2 separate regions of the Mus musculus genome follow, and region 2 is linked to region 1. The links are chromatin loops, found by intact Hi-C in ENCODE. Cell type or tissue: gastrocnemius. All regions are shown on one strand.

Region 1 (8,000 bases):
AAAGAAGAAGAAGAAGAAGAAGAAGAAGAAGAAGAAGAAGAAGAAGAAGAAGAAGAAGAAGAAGAAGAAGCAAAGCTTCAGCTTAAGTCCATATGCTTAATAAGCCCCAATCCCAGATGTGCAGCTGTTTCTAGGTGCCTCTTCCACTGCTTGCTGCTGAAAGAATAAGTGTGGAGCAGAGAGAGCAGCTGGGTAAAAATCTGAGTTCTAGTCACAGTTCTAGGTTTGTTTGGGGGACCAAGTGGCCTCAGGCAGTAATTGGAAACAGTCTGACCTCTTCCTAGATGGGCTGTTACAAGTAAGTAACGTGCTTGTGGAAAACTCAGCACAGAACCAGAGAGCACTCAGCACAGGAGCAGTGAGCACTCAGCACAAGACCAGTAAGCACCACTCAGCACAGGAGCAGTGAGCACTCAGCACAAGAGCAGTAGGGGCTGGCGAGATGGCTCAATCGGTTAAGAGCACTGACTGCTCTTCCGAAGGTCCTGAGTTCAAATCCCAGAAACCACATGGTGGCTCACAACCATCCGTAATGAGATCTGATGCCCTCTTCTGGTGTGTCTGAAGACAGCTACAGTGTACTAATGAATAATAATAAGTAAATCTTAAAAAAAAAAAAAAAGAGCAGTAAGCACCACTCAGCACAGGAGCAGTGAGCACTCAGCACAAGAGCAGTAAGCACTACTCAGCACAGGAGCAGTGAGCACTCAGCACAGGGGAGCAGTAAGCACTCAGGATAGGGCCAGAGAGCACCTGGAAGATGTTTGGTTAATGGTGAGGATTCTGAGGAAAAATTGGTGTTAGATGAAATGAGGCTGGCTGCTGCTGCTATGTGAATTCTAGTCTTTTCTGGGTTCCAGTTTCCTTCTCTATAACTAGGTATCCACAGTGTCATCTCACTGCCACAGGCTCTGCGCTGTGACTGCTTCGAGGATGAGCAGGGGAAAGTCAATGTCTTTCCCTGAAGGATTAACCTGGACCAGTGTTTTGGTCTAGAGACCCTCCCTGAGGCCTACAGCTTGGGCAGGACGTCTTAAAGGACACCACCGCCCTCTTATGGCCACAGCTGACTCAACAGTTGGACTCTGGCTGGCTTCCTCCAGGCCTGAGGGTTGACAGTGACTGTCCCTGGCTGCTCAGTGACTTCATGTCATTGATTTCCTGGCAAGGTTGGCTTTCTTTATAAGTGTAGTTGTGAGGGTTGGTTAGAGTAAAGAATGCTGACCATTTGGAGATTATAAGCAATTGGCCAGATGCATCTTCAGGAGGGAGAGGACCCAATTTGCCTTACTTTCTGCTCACAATATGTGGGGCCTGTCTGACAGTTTAGTTTCCTTTAGAGTCCCTCATTTGAGTAGAGAATTGTGCTGTTGATTCTGTGAGGTTGAAATTCAATGTGCCTCAGCAAGGAATGACAGTACACACTTCTGGGAGGTCCCAGCATTTGAGAGGTAAATGTAGACAGATCTCTGAGTTCAAGGTGTACAAAGCAAGTTTAGGCTAGCTAGGGCTACACAGAGAGATTTTTGTCTGAAGACAAACAAATTCAGTGGGCTTCAAACCTTGCAGGGCCAGGGGAAATGGGGATGAGTGAATGATGGGATAAGGGGGAAATAAATGCCTTTGTTAAATAGGCCCAGATGAAGCCACAGGAGACGCCTGTCATATCTTCCATCCACTACTGAACAGCATCCACTCAGGTGTAATCGAGTATAAGCAAAGTCCTTGTACCCTGTGTGCATGTGGCCTTGTCACAGGAATTTGAACCTGTTTCTAGTTGTGGTGTGGGTCAGCCCTTAGCACACATCTTTACTCCCTCTGGCTGGAATACAGATGTGCCCTTAGTACACACCTTTAGTCCCAAACAATGAAGGTCAAATTAGTTTGTAAGAAGGAAGCACCCATGTTTAAAAGTGATGTCTAGGGCTGGTGAGATGGCTCAGTGGGTAAGAGCACCCGACCGCTCTTCCGAAGGTCCAGAGTTCAAATTCCAGCAACCACATGGTGGCTCACAACCATCTGTAATGAGATCTGACGCCCTCTTCTGGTGTGTCTGAAGACAGCTACAGTGTACTAAATAAATATGTAATAAATAAATTTTGAAAAAAAAAAGTGATGTCTAATTGAGTGGCAGAAAAAGTGACAAATCAGAGAAAGATTTGACAGAGTAGGATATGCCCCACTCTCATGAGGAAAGGCTATTTAAGAGCACTCCGGGCAGTGCTTATGCCTTTAAGTGCCTTATGCCTTTAATCCCAGCACTTGGGAGGCAGAGGCAGGGGGATTTCTGAGTTTGAGGCCAGCCTGGTCTACATAGGAGTGAGTTCCAGGACAGCCAGAGCTACACAGAGAAACCCTGTCTTGAAAAAGAGGGAGGGGAGGGGGAAAGAAGGGGAGGGGAGGGGAGGGGAGGGAGAGGGAGGGGGAGGGAAGGGGGAGGGAAGGGGGAGAGGGGAGAGGGAGAAGGAGAGGGAGAGGGAGAGGGAGAGGGAGAGGGAGAGGGAGAGGGAGAGGGAGAGGGAGAGGGAGAGAAGCACACAGAGAGGAAGGAGGCAGTTTTACTTCGAGAGTTCCCCCCCACACTTTAGTTTTTCAAGACAGGGTTTCTCTGTAGCCTGGCTCTCCTGGAACTCACTCTGTAGACCAGCCTGGCCTCGAACTCAGAAATTCTCCTGCCTCTGCCTCCAAAGTGCTGGGATTAAAGGTGTGTGCCACTACTGTCTGGCATTACTTCAAGAGTTTTATAGAGACATATTTAAGAAAGAACAAGTGAGACACACGTAAAGACAGAATGAGCCAGACGGTTAGATAAGATTGCTAGAGTTAGTTTGAGGCCAAGCAGGAATTTAGAGGCTGAGAGAAAAGACAAATCTAATAAGTGAGCTGGGAAAAGAGTTTGAGACAGAACAACTGAGTTGAATCAGCCAGCCAGAGCTCAGAAAGAACTAGAAAGGGGGAGCTTATTCAGCAGCAATTCAGAGGCTGAAAACATTTTAGGCCTAGATAAGACTGTACAGAGTCTAGAAGCTTCCAGAACTAGACCTAGGTTAGCAAACAAAGACAGTAAACCTCCCAGTCAACAATTACAACAGGAAAATAAAAGTTACATTTATGCCTCCCTACAGACTTGCTTGTCACATGACTGTTTACAACAGTCATCTTTCAGCAGACACATGTCATCACTCAGAAGAGGTCCTTACTAAAGCACATTAGAGCCATAGGGCAGTAGGTGAGGACAGCACCTAAGGGGCTAGAAGACAAGGCCCACGAGGAGCAGTATTCAGAGGGTTCTAGCTTCTCCTCAGATGGTGTTTCCTGTAAATCCCGGTCCTAAATCTATAGTCTACAAAATATTAGATTATAGTGGTTTTGAGTTGGATGCCAAGGTTCATTTCTCAATCTCTAGACTTGCCAACAATAAATAAAATGATGAAATGGAACAGTTTGGGTAAAAACTCATACAGTTTGGTATGGCAGCTTACACCTGTAATCCCAGCTCCTGGGAGGTGGAGGAGGAGGAGTTCAAGGATACCCTGGGTTACACAGCTAGTTTGAGACCAACCTGGATGACATGAGGCACTGTCTTTAAAAAATCCTACACCTGGAATGGAGAGGTGGTTCAGAGGTTGAGAGTACTGGCCACATTTCCAGAGGACTTGGTTTCGTTTCCCAGCACCCACATAATGGCTCACAAACTTCTATAATTCCAGTTACAGGGACTCCAACATCCTCTTTTGTCCTCTTGGGCATCAAACACCACTACCACTACCACTACCACTACCACTACCACTACCACTACCACTACCACTACCACTACCACTACCACTACCACTACCACTACCACTACCACTACCACCACCACCAAACCCACAACCTACACAAACTCACGTAATCGCAGCATTTGGGAGGTGGAGGCATGAACATCTGGACCTCAGCAAGGTTATCCTCAACTATACAGAGTTTGAGGCTAGCCCTACACGGGGTCGTTCCTCTAAAACAAACACAAAACTGACATCCAAACACCAAACCAAACTAATGTCATATTCCCTTACGACATGAGAATTCATCATTCCGCAGGTGCTTTCTTGCCAATAGTAAACATGGCAGCTTGGTGCCCTCACTTCCACGAGTTAACTTAATATTGCCAATACTCAACATGGCTGCCACACTATCCATTCCCATTGGTCGCTTCTCTGAAGGAAGGCGGGAGTTGAGGAGCGGTGTAGAGCTGCGCCTGCGCAAGTCATTGGCGCCAAGATGGCGTTGGAGATGAGGCTCCCTAAAGCTCGCAAACCTCTCAGTGAGAGCTTGGGCCGCGACTCTAAGAAACACTTGGTGGTGCCGGGGGACACGATCACCACGGACACAGGCTTCATGCGGTACGTGAGGATTTGGGGGTCCCAAGGCCTCAGGAGGCGGCTGCAGAGCTCTCTGCACGTGGCCCGCTGTCCCGGAACCCAGGCCTCCTGTCCCGTTGTATCTAAGTCCCCGAGTTACCCGGGACACATCGGAGCATCCATACTAGTTCCCTCCTTTGCGAGCCTCACGCTTCTGACTCCCGGCATCTTGGCTGCACCTTTGTCAGTTCCTGATTCCCTCTTTTGATCTATGGCGTTCGGAACTTTTGGACCCTTATCCTGAAACTCAAGATTCTTGAGCCTTCCTAGGGAGGGAGAACTGGGGAGGGCTGGTTGCAGGGCCCTTCTTACAACCCTCTGAATGGACAGTGGGGTTGGTCATCTCTTTCAGTGTTACCTCAGCGACAAGCCTGACTTGGAAGCAGTAATTTTGGTGGAGCGGGGGTTGAGGCAACATATTGTACCCAACAATACAAATTTAGCACGGAAAGTCACAACATGTGGCAGTTAGGGCTGTCTATGGAGTCGGACATCTGACATTGTTATCCTTAGTTTAGCACCTTGCTAAGGCCGGTATCCTCACCTGGAAGACAGTGGTGACAACAGGAATTGGTAGGTTAGTGAGTATTAACTGAAAAGTGGGGCAGGAGAGCAAAATCCACCATTGTATTACCACCAAAGATAAATCTGCATTAGGTAGCCAGTCTTCCCGATGTCTGTCCGTCCCCCCCCCCCCGTCGTCCCCCCCCCTCACCCCCAACCCTCCAATCTCACTATGTAGCACTGACTGTCCTGGAACTTACTATGTAGACCGCTCTGATTTTGAACTCAAGAGATCCACCTGCTTCTGCCTCCCAAATTCTTTTTTTTTTTTTTTAAGATTTATTTATTTATTATATGTAAGTACACTGTAGCTGTCTTCAGACATACCAGAAGAGGGAGTCAGATCTCATTACGGATGGTTGTGAGCCACCATGTGGTTGCTGGGATTTGAACTCAGGACCTTTGGAAGAGCAGTCGGGTGCTCTTACCTGCTGAGCCATCTCACCAGCCCGCCTCCCAAATTCTTAACTCAAAGGTGTGGCCGTTTGTCCGTTGCACCTAGTTTGTTCTTTCTTCCTCTTTCTTTCTTTTTCTTTCTTCTTTTTTTTTGGTACAAATGAGATTATAGTGTTTATAGTGTTGCCTCTAAGCTTTAAGTTTAAGGTATTAGATGGCAGATATCTTAGGATTCATTCCTTCATAGTTGCAGCATGTGTTCAACATAGCCGGTGTGGTTGGGGTACCAAAGTGAACACCCGTGTCCTGGTGGAGGTTAAGATATAGCAAGGAACAGAAACAGTAAATGCCACAAGAAAATCGTAAATGCAGCGGAAGGGGGAGAACAGGTGTGTAGTTGGGAATGGGGTGGACCAGGAGCAGTTGGGGATCCCTGTGCTGCCTGGGATGTGGAGGTAGGATGTTAGGCAGTGACATTTGAGCACATTACTTTAAGATGGAGACGTCCATGTGACTGTCTGCGGAGAGTGTGAGGCTCAGGGCTGGGGGAGCCCGTTAGGTTCAAGAACTATGTTCTAGATCACCTCCAATGTATCCTGGTATCCTTTCTTTGTGGCCTTGTCCTTGCGCAGGGGCCATGGGACATACATGGGGGAAGAGAAGCTCATTGCGTCTGTGGCCGGCTCTGTGGAGAGAGTGAACAAACTGATCTGTGTCAAAGCCTTGAAAACCAGGTGAGGACAGAAGGTGTGTATCTCTTTCTCAGAGCATCTGAGTTCTACACAGGCCTTTTCCGTCTTCCCATGTCAGAGAGATTAGTCGTGCCTGTCACAAGCCTGCTATGTTGAATGTTCCTGTTTATCACAGTCAGCACCAGCAGCCAACTTGACACAAAGCTGGAGTTACCTCGTGAGCAGGAACCTAAACTGAAGAGTTGCCTCCATTGGATTGCCTGTGGGCATATCTGTGGAAGCATTTTCTTAATTGGTACTTGATGTAGGAGGACTCAGCCCACTGTGGGCGGTGCCATCCCTGCCTGGGCAGCTGGGCCTGGGCTGGGTAAGAAAGGGCATTGTGGCCATGCTTTTAATCCTAGCCCTGGGAGCAGAGGCAGGCTCTGTGAGTTCCAGGACAGCTGTGTGTGTGTGTGTGTGTGTGTGTGTGTGTGTGTGTGTGTGTGTGTGAGAGAGAGAGAGAGAGAGAGAGAGAGAGAGAGAGAGAGAGAGACAGACAGACAGACTGACAGACAGACAGTGTGAGAGCCAGCCTGGGAAGCAAGCCAGCAAGCAGGCTTCCTCCATAGACTCTGCTTCAGTCCTGGCCTCCAGGTTGCTGGGCGGCGCTCCTTGATGATGGAGTGTGATCTATAGGCCAAAGAAAGCCTTCCCTCTCAGGCTGCTTTTGGTTGTAGTATTTATCACAGCAGAAAGTAAGCTAGGGCATTGCGTGGAGGGTGAGCCTCACAGTTCCCTCACGTCACAGGTTCTCTCACGTCACTTGATCCTCCCAAGCCTGGAGTTACTTTCCTTTTCTGCATCATAAAGAAGACAACCACTTCAGGATTGCTGTTAGAATTCAGTGACGTGTTACATGTAAAGTACTTAAACACAGGGCTGAGTACCTAGAAGCAGCCCAGAAGGGAAGCCAATGAATGAGCTTGGGACTGAGTAGTCGGGTGAGCCGGGGCTGCGCTCTGGTCACCCTGCCTGGCAATGATGACGATTTGGGAGTCATAGTGTGTCGATTGGGAAGCCCTTGGAAAGGATCAAGATGAAAGCTGTGATCTGACATATATCTTAATCATTTGCTGTAGTTGTCATGGAGACAGTGAAGGGGGGCAGGGCATGTTTAGCTGGACTAGGGAACTGTATGCTGCAAAATGACCAAGTGATAACGGGCGCAGCCCTCAGCAGTGGCTAGCTCCTCTGTATACTTTATTTTCCGTCCTTGTAAGGGTGTTGCAGTAACTGATGTATTTAAGGGTAGTTAACAGAATGAATAGAGTTCCCTAGTTTCCAGTCTGGATGTCTTTGTTTCCCTCCTGCATTTTAAGGTGCCCTCAGCAGGATTTGTGTTGGGCTCATCCTAGAGCGTGACAGGAATCAAGGTTTTGGCCTAAGTGTGGGGTGGGGTGAACACTTACTGAGCTGGGGCTGAAAGGGAGAGAACAGTTTGCTGTGGAGAAGGGGAAGCAGCTGCTGGCAGTGTTCACCTTGTGTTTGTTATCTTTACAAGTGCTCAAGAGCCATTTGTGTGGCTATTGATATCAGGTGGCTTTGTGACTCTACCACCCAGGCGCTGGGATTGTGGATAATTCCCCACCTTGCCCAGCCTCTCACCATTAGAACTCAGTGAGCTCACTGTAATTGAGGGAGCTCTGACCAGAAAAGAGACACAGTCCAATGCCTGGGCCTTAACAAAGGGCATTTCACCCTTGGAATCAGGGTGAGGGACCAGCAAAGTGTCTGAGCCAGGCAGGCAGTGTGGACATGTAACAGCTTGCAGTGAGCAGATGCTTTAAGGATAGCTAATGAGAGTCTGAAGTTCCCAGGTCTAAACAGTAATTATACCCATGTGCTAAAAAAGATGGTTATTGCCTCCCTTCTGTTTGTTCAGCCTCAGACACTGTGTGGCCAGCCCGCT
Region 2 (8,000 bases), 190 kb before region 1:
GCGCTGAAGCTTGGGGCCAAAAAGGTAAGACGATGGAGGAAGGTCTGTGACGGGAGGGGCATCAGAGCTCATGTGCCCTGCATCCCCTCCAGGAGGGCAGGGTCAAATATGCTGCTTTCAGATAGATGTGCACCACCCGACATCTATTCGTCTGCCTGTCTGCTCACCTGCCCACCATTCTACTTACCTACTAACCTACCTACCCATCTACCCAGTCATCCATCTACTTACCTACTAACCTACCGACCCATCTATCCACCCATCGGTCCATCCACGCCTCTGTCTATCATCCGTCCGTTCAACCCCCATTCATCTTTTGGTCTGTCTGCCCCTCTTTTGTCTTTCTGTTCTCTTTTCCATTCTCTCCCACATCTACCCATCATCCACTTACCTGTGCATCCCTCTTTCAACTGTCTGTCCTTCCATCCTTTTAACAGACATCAGGACTCCCTGATGGGTGTAAGCAATAGGGAAGGTGAGTCACAGATGGTCCCACTCACACGACCCCTCAGTGCCATCTGTGGACTGCTCCTACTGCAGTGAGCTTCACACTTGAACCCTTTCACTTGGGGAGAGAATAGGAGATACTCCAGAGGTACAAAAGGCTAGCCCACCCGCCTGGTCAGAACTGATCCCTCTGCAGGTCACCGGCAGTTGCTTGACACTGCAAGGCTCCACAAACATGTCAGAAGGGGCATTGGGGAGCGAGAGTCACAGGCCCAAGTCACGCGCTGGCCAGAACCTGGAAGGAGAATTTCCCTCTGTGCATGAGGGGCTCAGGGGAGGGCTGCCTCATCCCTATCTAGGCTGAGGGAAAACACTGTTGAGGGCACGGACAGGGGTGAGCTTGAGCCACTGTCTGCACAGGGACTCTGTGTGCTGCCTCTTACTCCTTCGTTCCTTTGGTCTCGCCAGCACTCCGTATGTCTGTATTGAGTCTGCTTGCTTGGAACATTTGGTTTTACCCATTATTACTTTTAAAATATATATTTATTTCTTTATTTTTATGTAAACGAGTAATCTGTCTTCCAGCATACTCAGAAAAGGGTATCGGATCCCCCTTACAGATGGTTGTGAGCCACCATGTGGTTGCTGGGAATTAAACTCAGGACCTCAGCAGACAGTGCTCTTAACCACTGAGCCATCTCTCCAGCCCACCCCCTCCACCGTAACTTTCCTGTTGCCTATATGAAAGCATCCTTAACTAAAATAGCGAGTAGCACCCCAGTGCGTGATGCAGTGTGTTATATACTTCAAATTTTATTATATGTATGGGTGCATTATGTCTGTATACTGTGTGCGTACCTGGTGCCTGAAGACATCAGAAGGTGGTGTTGAAACCCCTAGAACTGCAGTTATAGATGGTTGTGAGCCACCACGTGGGTGCTGGGAATCAGAGCCGGGTCCTCTACACAACCAGCTGGCGCTCTTAGCAGCTGAGCCACCTCTCCAGCCCCAATACAATTGGCTCTCACTGGTCTCTCTAGAAGGGTCTTCCTTCCTCAGGACTGACTGGGGTCTCAGAATTCACACACAGCAGCTTGGTCTGGATATTTAGAATGCTCAGCAGAGTCCCTGGCTTTACGTTCTTGCTGCTCCAAGCTCTTTCCTCACTGAATCTAGCCATTGTGACAATGATATCTGCAGTTACCGCCAAGTCCCTTCAAGGGAATTTCACCTCTAGTTGATAGCTTCTGTTTGAGATCTTAGGGGACACCAGAGTTCTGTCCTATTGGGAAGGATGCTAGATGGGCTATTGGGAAGGATGCTAGATGGGCTATTGGGATTGACTAGTAATGTCTGCCATGAGTGCAGAAGGGAGAGTAACAGTACGGTTGGCTAGAATGAATTAGTGATATATACTACAGCGCAGAAGGAAAGGCAGGCATAGCCTGTTCTGAGCTTATATGGCTATTGGTATGGCTAAGGGCTCCTTGTATTCCCTTTGGACCCCACTCCTTGCTAGGCTCTTTCTCATAGCTGCTCTCCCTTTAGGTGTTCATTGAGGATGTGAGCAAGGAATTTGTGGAAGAGTTCATCTGGCCTGCTGTCCAGTCCAGTGCACTCTACGAGGACCGCTATCTCCTGGGCACCTCTCTCGCCAGGCCTTGCATAGCTCGCAGACAGGTGGAGATTGCCCAGCGTGAAGGGGCCAAGTATGTGTCTCACGGCGCCACGGGAAAGGTAAGGCTATGGATGGCTGGGCAGATCTGGTGACTATAGGAGGGGAGGGAGAGCAGGCTGCTGAGGATCCCAGAGTGGGCCAGGATGAAGGCTGGGCTGCCTGAACAATGGTGGTCCCTTCCATCTGCATGCTGAATCGTCTGTGCTGGGCTCCCAGTGGAAGCCTTGTCACCTGCTTGGTAGACCAGGTTACACATGCCCCAGATAAAGTCACAGCATATGTCACCATGGGATAAAATACAAAGAGCTAAAAAGAGTTGGAGAGCCAGGATTCTAAGGACACCGTATAGCCTGCTCCTTCCAAAGGCCCAGAGGGCTGTGTTTGAAACTGCCCTCCCAGCAGCCCCAGGGACTTGTTCCTTTGCTTGTAGAGGCCTCAGTGGTGCTCCGGTGTCTTTGTGATGTCTGTTCCTATCTCCTTTCCTTGAAAGCTGCCTTCCCAGATAACAGACACCTTAATGCCCTCTCTGAAATCCACTCCTTCTGTGAAGACCAAACAAAGTCACATTCAGAGATCTGGGGACTTGACTCTTTTTTTTTTTTAAGACAGTGTCTCTCTCTATAGCCATGGCTGTCCTGGAAATCTCTCTATAGACCAGGCTAGCCCGAAACTCAGAGATTTGTCTGACTCTGACTCCCCAGTTCTCGGACTAAAGGGTTATACCACCACACCTGGCCGTGGCACCTAGCTTTGAGGATCACCTTAGCACATGTGCAACACAGGCTGAAGAGGACCCCATGGGGATAGGCAGGGCTCCTAATTGCATTGATAACTCCAAAGAGTGGGCCATCAAATTTAGTGGGTGCCATGATAGCAGTCTGAGACAGGACATGCCTAACCATCCTGCCGCCCGTAACCCACAAGGCTTACCACCTTGCTGTATGGGGCTGGTGATGATGCAGGTACAGGAGACATGCAGCTAAGGCTGACGTCAAAGAGCTCACCTGAGGGTGGTCCCAGAAATAGCCAATGACCAGGATGGCACTGGGTGTTTGTGGAAGCTTGGGCACCTTCATCGTCTTAGATTCTGTTCAGCTGGCTTGTGGCAGGAGCGTCAAGGGTAGGGTGCCTCCTGGTCACAGACATAATTGAGTCCCTTAAGTCTATCGCATGCCCTTGGGAAGCCCAATAGAATGGCACCTGATAAGACTACAGAAGGACGGGGGCCAGGAGCTTTGGAGCAGGGGACAGGAGAAAGACTACCCTGTCTTCATGATGTCTGTACTCTGGGGATGAACACAGGTAGACTTAGTGCAGAACCAGGGATCAGTGTCTCTCAGGCAAGAGGCTGTGGCAACAAATGGCCCATGAGGACACAGAGTAGCTATGGGAGAGACAGCAGAGTCTGAGCCCAGCTTGGGCAGTTCTCCCCCAAAGCATATTGGCCAGCAGCTCTCCTGAGTAGTAGCTGTAAAATGGGGGAGACTGGTCAGCCATCTTCCCACCCTGGAGGAGTTTCCTCTGGTACCCAGTCTGCTTAGTTGCATGCTAGGAGACCAAATGAGGCTCCAGTGTGTACCACCTTCCCGAAGACAGCCATGGTGGCAAAGGTGGAAGAAGGTCAGACCTGGGGCTCAGAGTTGTGCACTCAGCTCTGCTAGCATGCCCCAGTGTCGCCATCGAAAGTGAAACTGACACCCAGCTCCTGGACCATTTGGGAGATGGGTGAGGACACAGGTCATTAAGAACAAGCGTCGGCAGAATAAACCTCTGAGGCACTGCATCTTTCCAAATGAGCCGAACTGGCAGCGGTGAACTCCCCACCTTGGGAGGCATGCTGGCCGAAGCCGGAGTCAGGACTCTGAAGGTCCATCCCATGGCAATCAGCTGGGTACAACAAAGAGCTGTACTTCTTTTTGATTCTGTCTTGAGTGAGGCAGAGCCCAGCCAGCCACAGACAAGCCAGCTAGCTGCTGTACAGTGGCTACTCGCTGTGCTATATGCATATATGGCCACTAGAGGGCACCAGAGGCTTATGTTTGAGGAAGCATGGGCACCAGATGATGATGTTGATGACTGCAGCAGTTTTACAGGGCTTCACTCACAGGGCTCTAGATCTTTCCACACGGGTCCCACAGCTGCTTTGATTGAGTCTGGCAGGACCCCACTTTTTATAGGGTAGACCGTCCAACTTGAAATATCTCAGGGCCCCTGAGCAGCAAGAAGACCAGGGAGACCGCCAGGAGCCAGCACCACTTTGGCTCTGCTGTCCCTGGTCTGTGTGTCCTTAGGGATACTCCTATGCCTGTCTCCACATGTACATGGCTCCAAGTGACACACACTCCACCTCTTTCCTGAGCCCACGGTCCCAGGAGACAGTGTCTATCTAAGTAATGGGGAATGAGAGGAGACCTGGAGAGGTCCTGGGCCCAGGCTGGGGATCAGCACTTAGATGCAGTGTCTGACTGCCTGGAGCACACACTGGTGACTGCACATGTGAGAAGCAGTTGTCCCAAGAGAATGGTGGAGATGGTGACGGAGAGGCAGAGCCAGGCTGGGGGATGAGGAAATGCTGAAGGCAGGTCCCAGCAAGAGATTGGCAAAGTCCCGCTGAGGAAGGGGGGACTCCACAGCCAAGGTGTACGCAGGCTACTGGGACGTCAGAGCAGAGAGGGCCTTGGGTAACCTCAAGATTGAGTCTCTGGCCTTTGCGGAAGGTTGGTGATATGCCTGTAGTTATCTTGACCTGGATGGTCTGGGAGCCAAGGCCTGGGGTGGTTCTTATAGCCCGGAACTTGCTATGTAGACCAGCCTGGCCTAAAGCTCAGATGCCCCTGCCTGTCTTCTGAAGGCTGGAATTTAAAGGCTTAGCCAGGCTCCTTGTTTTCAGTGGTCTCACTGTGTGCCCCAGGCTGGTCTTGAACTTGCCATCATTCTGCCTTAGCTTCTCCTTATTTGGAGTCTTTACAATATTATCTATCTATCTATCTATCTATCTATCTATCTATCTATCTATCTTGTGTGTTTGTGTGTGTGCCTAGGTGATGTGTGTGCTACATGTGTGAATTAACCCACAGAGGTCAGAAGAAAGCATTGGATCCCTTGGAACTGGGTTACGGATAGTTGTGAGCCACCATGTAGGTGCAGAAGAACTCGTGTCCTCTGCAAGAGCAGCAAGTGCTCTTAATAGCTGATCCATCTCTCCAGCCCCAACACTGAGATTTTACATGTCCACCATGACTCTTGTATGCCAGGCCATGGTGCAGCCAGATGGTGGCGCTGTGGGACTGAGAGACACTGAGCCAGCAGGGGCGCTGGCAGGATGTGTCAAACATTCTGGAAGAAGGGCAAGAGTTAGCCAATGACACTGTAAGGCAGTGTAGCCCAGGCTGCAGGCACAGCCTGTGCAACAGCCCAGGGACAAGGTGGCACTCTCTCCTCCCAGCGGCCCAAACCAGGGAGCATCATTTACAAAGCCATCTTTCATATCCTTGGTCGCTCCACTGTGAGATGCACAGAGCACGAGTTCCCCACCCTCTAGATTTGAAAGAAAAGACTGGAAATGTGAGCCGAAGACACCGGGGGTGCAGGGGTATTTTTGTAAATGGCACCATCTGCAGGGCTATCCCAGGGCAGATGGAAGGTGCCCCCCCTTCCCTACCCTCCCATTCCCATGGGTGCTCACCATGGTACACGCAATGTACACATGTGTGTGTGGACATGTGTGTGACTTGACAGTGTCCGTCTCCCCATCCCCTACCTAGGCATGTTACTAGGAGCTGCCCTGGCTCGGGAGTCCCTTGCAGGGTTGATAAAGGGAACTCGGAGGCCCTAGGCTCTTGCCTGGGACAGACTTTGAATCAAGAAAGCCTGTTTGTCCAGCTTTTCCAGGTTCTCTCTAAACAGATGGGTGTCCATCCCCCTGCTGTGTCTGGGTCAGCAGACACCAGTCCAGTCGGGCCTGGCTCGGGAGGCACAGGCTGCCTTTTGTGTTGGCGAAACTTGAAGCCGTGGGGAAAGAGTGGGCAGGCCAGGTAGCACTTGGCCATGTACAGCAAAAATCTAAGAGTCAGCTTTGCGCTAGAATGTTCTGGTGTGTGGATCCCAGAGAAAACGCTGCTCTCCACACCTCTGCCTCAGTGTCCCACCTTGATGGGAACAGCGCAGCCCCACCCTGTGGGCAGCCCTACCCATGGAGATGAGCTCACTGCCTGCTCAGGATGGATGTGATGCCTGTGTGACCCTGGGCTCCTCATCTCTAGTCCCCTGGCCCCTGTGACTGCCCTTATGATAGTAATAGGAGGTAGCCAGTGTGGGGACTGACTAGAGGGGTTGGCTGTGGTGCCCTGTGTCCGAGAGGCTTACAGACAGCAGCTCTCCACAGCTCCTGGCTCCGTTGGGGAGGGGCTGGTACCAGGCTTTCCACACCACCTGACAAGACTCTGGAAAATAACATGTTATTCCCACCGCTGCCTGGCTGCGTCCATGCAGTTTTCACAGTAGGCGAAAGGGGCCTCTATTATTTCACAGTGCCTGAGCCTCCCTCTCTGTGAGTGGCAGAACGGGCAACCCGGAGGAGACGGCATCCCTGGCAGCCTGTGCCCACCCTGCCCCTTCTCCTCTTGTCTTATGGGAGTGCTCAGGATGGCCATATACAGACTAAGAGATGTGTCTAAGGGTGCTGAGGCCCATGGTTGGGGGTCTAGCCCTGCCCCAAGGGGACACCCATCTGTTTGCCTTGTAACACTGTGGCTTTCTGAGCCTCAGTCTCCTGTTTGTGTAGAGAGAGGCCGAAAGCAGAAGGCCCTTCTAGGTGACTTAGTTCTGCCCCTGCCCCCAGACAGGCACTATAAAATTGGGGAAACGGGGGCCCAGGGAACAACTGGAATCACCACTCTGTGGGTGTAGAAGATCAAAGCACGTGGCTGGGGCAGCTGAGGGGCCCATGTTTTCCTACTTGGAGTCTCCTGAATTCAGGTCACCAACCCCAGAGGAGCACACTCCTACATGCACCGCCTGGACTGTGCATACATGTACACACGGTGCCCCCGATAGTGCACACCCTCACAGACATGCCTTTTTACGTGCCTGTGCTTTGCCGGCAGCCTCGGTGCCATCTAGTGTGCCGGCCTTCCTTCCACCACATACATGCTTCCTGAGCACCGAGGTGTGCTGAGTGCCCCTCGGGGAAGCTCTGATCTGGGATGCCCTGGGTGCCAGCCCTTGCCCCTCCCAGGGAGCAGTATCTGCTTCTTTGGTCTCTGTCCTTAAAAGAAGATAAATAACAAATGTCAGAGAGAGAGGAAAGCCGCTGCCATTTGTCCTCTATTCTTTTGTGATCCATCCATCCTGTAACTCTAATATACCCTTATCTTCCATTCCAGGGGAATGACCAGGTCCGCTTTGAGCTCACCTGCTATTCACTGGCACCCCAGATTAAGGTAAGATGTTACTCCTTACCCGGTGGACGGTGCGAGAAGGACGTGGACGTCCAGTGACAAGGGCAGGGTCCTTATGCTGTTGACTCTTCTCTGTGTCACTCTATGGTGCCCATGGCTCCTAAAGAACACCAGTAGACTGGTGGTGGCAGTTTCTCTGAAGGTCACAGTCTTCCTAGACATCCTCTCTTCCTGGAGGGGCAGTCTGGGCGCCTGGGAGCCATTGGTATCTTTGGTATTCCCTGGGTGCAGGCCAGAACAGCTCTGAGACTCAGTCTCTTGCTGTTGCATTCTGACCCCTTTCTGGATGTTTGTGGATGACCTCCTCCATGTCTCAGTAATTGACTGTCCCTGCCTTTGGCATGTCCCCTGCGGTGTACAAGTGAGTATGGACCAGCCTGTCGTCTCTGGTCACCCTCCAGCTTGACTGGCCTAGG

What was found. Hi-C counts contacts between places; a loop is a spot of excess contacts. Peaks named below come from ENCODE experiments on the same cell type or tissue, not always from the same donor. Only the 100,000 strongest peaks of a DNase experiment are listed, where the experiment ranks them.
Region 2: a loop joins it to region 1, with 4 times the contacts of the local background. A loop is called at or near these places in 10 of 42 quality-filtered maps.

The regions. Positions count from the first base shown.
Region 1 is chr2:31,666,483-31,674,482 of GRCm38, forward strand. It overlaps Exosc2 (exosome component 2), which reads left to right and starts at 4,233. Exons shown (of 9, transcript NM_144886.3): 1 at 4,233-4,379; 2 at 5,990-6,091. The coding sequence starts at 4,258. In gastrocnemius, a CTCF peak has its summit at 1,063 (motif pointing left); DNase peaks (open chromatin) are centred at 1,063 and 4,221; H3K4me3 peaks cover 1,186 bases; H3K27ac peaks cover 753 bases.
Region 2 is chr2:31,478,980-31,486,979 of GRCm38, forward strand. Ass1 (argininosuccinate synthetase 1) reads left to right here. Exons shown (of 16, transcript NM_007494.3): 4 at 1-24; 5 at 1,996-2,184; 6 at 7,510-7,566. Among named protein-coding and RNA genes, the nearest start is that of Ass1, 13 kb to the left of the region's middle. In gastrocnemius, CTCF peaks have their summits at 4,130 (motif pointing right) and 5,399 (motif pointing right); DNase peaks (open chromatin) are centred at 4,139 and 5,413.